Regions from separate parts of the Homo sapiens genome. Here all the other regions are linked to region 1. Evidence: read pairs that join two places in POLR2A ChIA-PET (ENCODE). Cell type or tissue: OCI-LY7. All regions are shown on one strand. Region 1 overlaps DIPK1A (divergent protein kinase domain 1A). Region 2 overlaps CCDC18-AS1 (CCDC18 antisense RNA 1). Region 3 has its middle 46 kb from the start of MTF2.

Region 1 (2,500 bases):
TACAGGATCCAATGAAAGGTACATAGGATGGCAGCCTGATCAACATTCTAGATTTAAAATAAATAAGGAGTCCCAATTTTCAAGCAGTGGGGGACAGGGAGTAAAACTTGTGGCACTAGCTCTAAGATCTAATAATAGTCTATGACTCTGATACTATGCTACATCTGAAATGGATGTACTAATTCAGAAGCTTGTTAATACATTAAAATCTCTCTTGGAAGAATATCTTCAAACATGTTTACCCTGTTCTTAAGAAAGGGGAACTCTGCTCACAATAACACATAACCCTGTTGAATAAATATCAATCTGAAACAACAAATCAAGAAGGAACTTTCTCCAAAGAAGATATACAAATGGCCAAAAAGCATATGAAAAGATGTTCAACACCACTAATCATCAGGAAAGTGAATAAAAACTAAAACAAGGTATCAGCTCACGCCCGTGAGAATGGTCACTCTTAAAAAAAAAAAAAGAAAAGAAGTGCAGACGGGGATGTGGAAAAATTGAAACCCTTGTGTATTGTTGGTGGGAATGTAAAAGGGTAAAGCCACTTTGGAAAACAGTATGAAGGTTGCTAAAAAAATTAAAAATAGAATTACCATGTGATCCAACAATCCCACTTCTGGATATACAAAAAAATTGAAAGCAAGATCTCAAAGAGATATTTGCACTCCCATGTTCATTGTAGTACAATTCACAATAGCCAAGAGGTAGAGGCAACCTAAATGTTCATCGACTAATGAATGGATAAAGGAAATGTGGAATATACATACAATGGAATACTATTCACCTTTAAAAAAGAAGGAAATCCTGTCATAATCTACATGGGTGACATTATGTTAAGTGAAATAAGGCAGTCACAAAAAGACAAATGCTGTGTGATTCCACTTATATGAAGTATAAAGCAGTCTAATGGAAACAGAAAGCAGAATGTGGTCACCAAGGGCCAGGGGCAGGAGGAAATGAGGAGTCGTTCAATGGGTAGAGTTTCGACTTTGCAGGATGAAGAAGTTCTAGAGATCTGCTGCACAGATCTTTGTTGCTGCACAAAGTGCATAAAATAGTTAATACTACTATACTATATGCTTAAAAATGGTTAAGATAGCAAATTTTATGTGCTTTTGACCATAATTTAAAAAAACAAAAAATGAAACAGAAAAAAATAACCACCATTCCATGATCACACCTAAGAAAGATAACTATTTAATTTCATTAAATACCCAATCAACAACAAAAAAGGAATTGCTTATTTTCAAAGATAAATTCATTTACTAATATTTTGGGTTATTAAAACATGCACATTGCAATATCCTGGTTTTCTAAACTCGCATACTTCGTAGATTAAAAAGTTTTAAAGGAAAATTATTTGCAAATGATTTGAACATCTAGAAATGAATATGGCCAGACATAGTAGCTCATACATATAATCCTAGCATTTTGGAAGTCCAAGGTGGGAAGGTGCACTTGAACCCAGGAGTTTGAGACCAGCCTGGGCAACAAAGCAAGACCCTGTCTCACAAAAAAAAAAATAAATAAATAAATAAAAGAAATGGATATGTTAAAAATATTAACACTTTATCTTTTCTTTCTTTTTTTTTTTTTTTTTTTTGTTTTGAGACAGAGTCTCACTCTGTCACCCAGACTGGAGTGCAGTGGCGTGATCTTGGCTCACTGCAACCTCCAACTCCCGGGTTCAAGCTCTCCCACCTCAGCCTCCCAAGTAGCTGGGACTACAGGCACATGCCACCATACCCGGCTATTTTTTGTACTTTTAGTAGAGACAGGGTTTCGCCACATTGGCCAGACTGGTCTCAAACTCCTGACCTCAAGTGATCCACCTGCCTCAGCCTCTCAAAGTGCTGGGATTACAGACGTGAGCCTCCGTGCCCAGCCGACAACACCTTACCTCTTCAATCAGACAATGTAAAATGATGGTATTTAACAGGATGATATAGTGTTGCTTTTAGAAACAACTTTTAAAAATAAAAACAATAAAATGTACCTAACTGCTACAAAAAAAGAAAACTTTCATGGAGAATAAAAAATAATACTATAATCCATCAAGATGAAAAACTGGGGCACTCCACAAAAAAACCTGCACACAGATGTTTATGTAGCAGCCTTATTCATAATTGCCAAATACTGGAAGCAACTAAGATGCCCTTCAGTAAGTGAATGGATAAACTGTGGTACACCCAGACAACGAAATATTATTCAGCGTTAAAAAGAAATGAGCTATTAAGCCATGAAAAGCCATAGAGGAGACGTAAATGCATATTACTAAGTGAAAGAAGCCTATTTGAAAAGGCTACCTAAAATACTACGTGATTCCAACTAGATGACATTTTAGAAAAAGGCAAAACTATGGAGACAATAAAGACCAGTGGCTTTTGGGGGCTCAGTGGGGACAGAAGGATAAATAAGCAGAGCACAGATTTTTAAGGCAGTGAAACTACACTCTATACAATAATGATGGATACATGTCATTATGCATTTATCC
Region 2 (2,500 bases), 370 kb after region 1:
TAAATTACACAATTATACACTCAGTTGCTCAGGACAAATACCTAGGAGCCCTATTTGTCTCTTCTCTTTTCCTCACACAGCACATTCAATCCATCAGTATCTACTTCCAATTCATCAATAGGTTCCATTAGCTCCAACTTCCAAAATATATTCTGAACCTAACCACTTCTTTCCATCTCTACTCTTCCAATCTAGGTCAATGCCATCATCACTTCTCACTGGTCTCTGTGGCTGCACTCTTGATTCCTCATTGTCCTTCCTCTATCCACATAGCAGCCAGAGTCATATTTCTAAAGCGTAAACCAGAGAATATAATTTCCTTGCTTAAAATTATCTAAAGACTTCCCATTGCATCAGAATAATCAACAAACTTCTCATCAGAGTCTATGAGGCTCTCCAAATCTTGCCCCATCTGTGTCTCTGACCTCATCTCTCTCCACTCTTCTCCTTGTTCATTGAGCTCTAACCACTCTGATACTCTGTCCCATGAACACACCAAGTTTGTTCATGCTTCAGGCCATCCCACCTCTTGCTCATTCTGCTTGGAGAGCCCCCCGGATCTCTTTTTATCACTTGGGTAATAAAAAGATTCCTTGTTTTTATCACTTGGGTCAGTGGTCCCCAACCTTTTTGGCATGAGGGAACAGCTTCATGGAAGACAATTTTTTCCATGGACTAGGGTTATGGGGGATGGTTTTGGGATGATTCAAACACATTACATTTATTGTGCACTTTATGTATATTATTATTGCATTGTAATATATAATGAAATAATTATACAACCCACCATAATGTAGAATCAGTGGAAACCCTGAACCTGTTGCAACTAGAAAGTCCCATCTGGGAGTGATGGTAGACAGTGACAGATCATCAGGCATTAGATTCTCGTAAGGATCATGCAACCTAGATCCCTTAAATGCACATTTCACAACAGGGTTTGCCCTCCTATGAGAATCTAACGCCTCTGCTGATCTGATAGGATGCAGAGCTCAGGCAGTAATGCGAGTAATGCGAGTGGTGGGGAATGGCTATAAATACAGATAAAACTTCGCATTCACATGCTGCTCACCTCCTGCTGTGCAGGCCGGTTGCTAACAGGCCACAGACTTGTATGGGTCTGTGGCCTGGGGGTTGAGGACCCCTGATTTAGGTGATACAAAGTGACTCAGATGTCACTTTCTCAGCCCTTTCCTGACTATCACAGCTAATGTAGTATCCCATCTCCCTGAGTCACTTTTCTCACAATACCCTATTATAGCTTCATAATGTTGATCAGCACCTGAAGTTCTAATTCATTTTTTTCTGTATGTTTATTGGCTGTCATCCCTCATTAGAACGTCAACTCCTGGGGGGCACAATTGCTGTCTGTCTTATTTACAGCTCATTCTCCAGTACCTTGAACATCACAGACAACAAAATCAACACACAATAGATGTTTATTTAAATTGGCTATTTCTTTCTTCTGGAAGGAGGTTAAAGGAAGGTGGGAAAGGCAGGGCGTGGTGGCTCACGCCTGTAATCCCAGCACTTTGGGAGGCCAAGGCAGAAGGATCACTTCAGGTCAGGAGTTCCAAACCAGCCTGGCCAACATGGTCAAACTCCATCTCTACTAAAAATACAAAAATTAGCCAGGCGTGGTGGCATACACCTGTAATCCCAGCTACTCAGGAGGCTGAGGCAGGAGAATTGCTTGAACCCGGGAGGCGGAGGTTGCAGTGAGCTGAGATCGCACCACTGCACTCCAACCTGGGCGTTAGAGCGAGACATCGTCTAAAAAAAAAAAAAGGGTGGGAAAAAGAAGGAAGACCCCCTTTTCTCTGTGATTTGGGACATAAAGTGGCTGATAATGAGAAACAGTGGGACAGGGTTTTAAGAAGGGTAATGAATTATTCTTGACTCTTCCTTCAAAAGTTGTATTTGTAAAAAACCAGTAGTTGAGAGTTTTGTTGTTTCAATTCTAATTATCATTTCTTAAAAAGTAATTTTATGGAAGAAACAATTTGAATTTTTACCCCTTTAGGTAGCATTGGCTTTCAAAAACACCAATCTCATGTCTTTTACATTCTTGGCCTGGAATTGAATTATGTGAATCTACTGGTTTTGTTTTCCACCCTCTTTATAAGATCTGCTATATCTGGTCCTGATAACACAAGGTCAAGGTCCAGGAAAGAACAAATGTCAATGCTTTCTTTCCTCATGGCCCTTCATTATAGCCTTAGTGAGTCCTTTCACGCATCCATGTCCACACATCTCTGTTTCTCATCAATACAGCCTGTGTGTTTTGAAAGCATGCAATTTATGCCTTTATATCCCTGCTTCTCTTTTTCCTATCAGCAAAATCTATGTGTTTTTTAGGAATTAAATAAGTATATTTTTCTTATATGTATTGGTCATTTTCTATATTTGAACAGTAAGTTCTACTCAACGTATATCTGTGCTGCAAAATTAATTTTCGTACTCAAATTTTGAATGGTGTTTCTTAAAATGACTTTTTTAACAC
Region 3 (2,500 bases), 79 kb after region 1:
ATTGGTTAATAGTTAAATAGTTTTCTTAAGAAAATAACCAAGCTAGATGCACCATCATTTTAAAAGGCTGGTGCATCTGTTCATGCACTGAGTATTCTTAATGTAGAGGAAGGTCCCACGTGGGCTTTCTGATTCTTCTGTGCTTGAACAATGCCAGGCAAATTGGTCTGGGATTGTATTTCTCATGCTTCCACCTCGCTTTACCAATCAGTAGTGTATTAACCATCTGTACAGGGATAAAATTTACACTTGCATCTTGCAGTTTTAAAAGAGTACATTGTTTTGATATAAGGCTTTGGCACATGAAAACAACAAAAGTGAATTTTATAACTATAGAAGGACAGAGGTCTAGAAAAGTAAATAAAAGTATTGCATTTATTTGACAATAATGAAAAGTTTTTTGAAAAGCAGAAATGTTTTTGATGTATAGAGAAATTTAGAAATCTTAATCTAGAAATTAAGTAAATAAAATCTTTACTTACTAGAGTTTTTATGTTTGGCCAGAGAATAGGATATGTTGGTAATCAAATACCATGTGTACATTATAAATAAGATATTCTAGAAACTGAGTCTTCAAAGCACTGAAATGTGATAATATCATTGAAATAAAATAGAATGTAATGTCACCATTCAAAAATTTTGGATTACTACATGAGTCCCAGGGTCTTCATATGGCTCTCCAGATTTGCCCCATGAACACAGAATTGAAATCCTATAATAATGAAATAATATATGAAATCCTATGATAATTATATGGTATCGGATTAAAAAGGGAAATGTTCAGATAACAGGCATTTCTTACTAATAGAACAATGGATGGTAGAATTTACTGCATTTGATAGTGTCTAGCAGCCCATCACCACAGCTTAAAGTGTTTTCTTCAAAATTAGATTCCTTTTTCTAATTCTACATTCGGTAAATATTTTTGAGCTTGTATTACTATCATAGTTATAAAATAACTTAGAGTTGTTCTGTGCTTTACCTTCATGAATCTGATTAACGTATTTTTCTGGTTAAATAGTAAGTATTATAAATAACTTGTTATTTAAATATTTCTCTTAGGCAATCTGTATAGATTACCTTTATTAAGGCCATTAAATGACATGTAGATAAAAAGCAATATTTATTATCGTTGAGCATTTGCAATTTTAATTTACAAACTACCTTTCTATCCATTTATTCTGATGCTCTGCTGTGCTTCTTAGAGAGGGTTAGGAGGTTGAAGAGCTTTGTATCAGACCTCTCTTGGTTTACCTGATGCACATCTGGATCAGATGCATGCCCCGTTGAGCTACATGCATGCCCCATGCTCCCAGCAACATCCAACTGCTCAACCCCTCCCCTGTTCCCTGTCAACCACAGGCCCTCTTGGGGGTTAAAACCTTTTGAACAGGGCCATCTGTTCTTCACTTCGACAAGTTGAGCAAAATGACTCAGCAATTCACTCTTCTAGTTTTTTAAGTCAGGACAGGATAAGGGAGAGATGAAAACATCCAATTCAATTCCAAGAACTTGCCAAACAATACGTCATTTGCTCAAAGTCACTCAGTTGGGAAGAAAGATTAGAACTCAAGAAATGTTATGCCCTCAGATGCACTGCTTATCCAAAAATGTATCTAAAATGATTTAGAAATCTCGTATTTCAATCAGCGTTGGCTTCACAGGTGTGCAACCTGTGCAATCACACAGGGTCCACTCTCAGAAGAGCTTTGCACTTGGTTGAATGCTCTGCTGTCTCCATTTTGAAATTCTTAGTTATTTTACTTTTGAACTTATATTTTGTAAGTGATGTTCAATGGGACAATGGCATGAGCAGAGAAGATACATGAGTGCCTTCCAGTCTTTGTTACTAAATCTGTCTGCATATGGCTCTCCAGATTTGCTCCATGAACACAGAATTCCACTACAGACCCACAATGCCTAGAAATGTAGCAGACACAAAGGAAGTACATGATTAGCATGTATGTCCACAAATAAGTAGGCACTGACAGTCCTGAGAGGCCATGTTTTCCATTCAAACCGGAGCCTGTTTTGACTGCAGAGAGAAAGCAAAGGCATCCTAAAAAAAATTATCAAAGGAATCATGTCATATTCATTCTTGCTTATGTTGCTTCCCTGTATTAGCCAACCACTTACACAGAAAATGATGCCCTATAAGGAAAGGGAAAGATAACAGCTCTTAGTTTCTTTCCCTTTCAGTTCCTCCTTACTCATCAGTAAGCTGAAGATAGTGCTAGGAGGAACACGTGCAATCAAGAAGTGAAATAAAAACAGTTGAGTTAGTTTTGTGCAGTGTTTCTACTGTTCTAGTAAGAACAAAACATATGTGTGTGTATAAGCTACAATATACAAATTGTGTAATTTTGTTGATTCTGCATGAGTTAAATACTCTGATATTTTCATTTAAAACCGGCATTGCACAACGGAAAGATGAACATTAAAATTCATGGTAATAGTTTTAAATTTAAATTTTTCTTTATTCAGAAAAACATTAAATAGC

Evidence for each region. ChIA-PET counts read pairs that join two places held together with the same protein. Peaks named below come from ENCODE experiments on the same cell type or tissue, not always from the same donor. Only the 100,000 strongest peaks of a DNase experiment are listed, where the experiment ranks them.
Region 2: POLR2A ChIA-PET joins it to region 1 with 6 read pairs; 2 of 35 experiments call an interaction of 5 or more read pairs at or near these places.
Region 3: POLR2A ChIA-PET joins it to region 1 with 6 read pairs; 7 of 35 experiments call an interaction of 5 or more read pairs at or near these places.

Annotation. Positions count from the first base shown.
Region 1 is chr1:92,952,782-92,955,281 of GRCh38, forward strand. All of the region lies in intron 1 of DIPK1A (divergent protein kinase domain 1A), which reads right to left. Among named protein-coding and RNA genes, the nearest start is that of DIPK1A, 7.4 kb to the right of the region's middle. RefSeq lists a silencer at 1,727-1,910. In OCI-LY7, no CTCF peak of the experiment used is centred here; a DNase peak (open chromatin) is centred at 960; H3K4me3 peaks cover 2,230 bases; H3K27ac peaks cover 2,427 bases.
Region 2 is chr1:93,319,759-93,322,258 of GRCh38, forward strand. All of the region lies in intron 8 of CCDC18-AS1 (CCDC18 antisense RNA 1), which reads right to left. Among named protein-coding and RNA genes, the nearest start is that of CCDC18-AS1, 25 kb to the right of the region's middle. In OCI-LY7, no CTCF peak of the experiment used is centred here; no DNase peak of the experiment used is centred here.
Region 3 is chr1:93,031,768-93,034,267 of GRCh38, forward strand. No RefSeq gene overlaps it. Among named protein-coding and RNA genes, the nearest start is that of MTF2, 46 kb to the right of the region's middle. In OCI-LY7, no CTCF peak of the experiment used is centred here; DNase peaks (open chromatin) are centred at 116, 1,354 and 2,224; H3K4me3 peaks cover 1,484 bases; H3K27ac peaks cover 2,121 bases.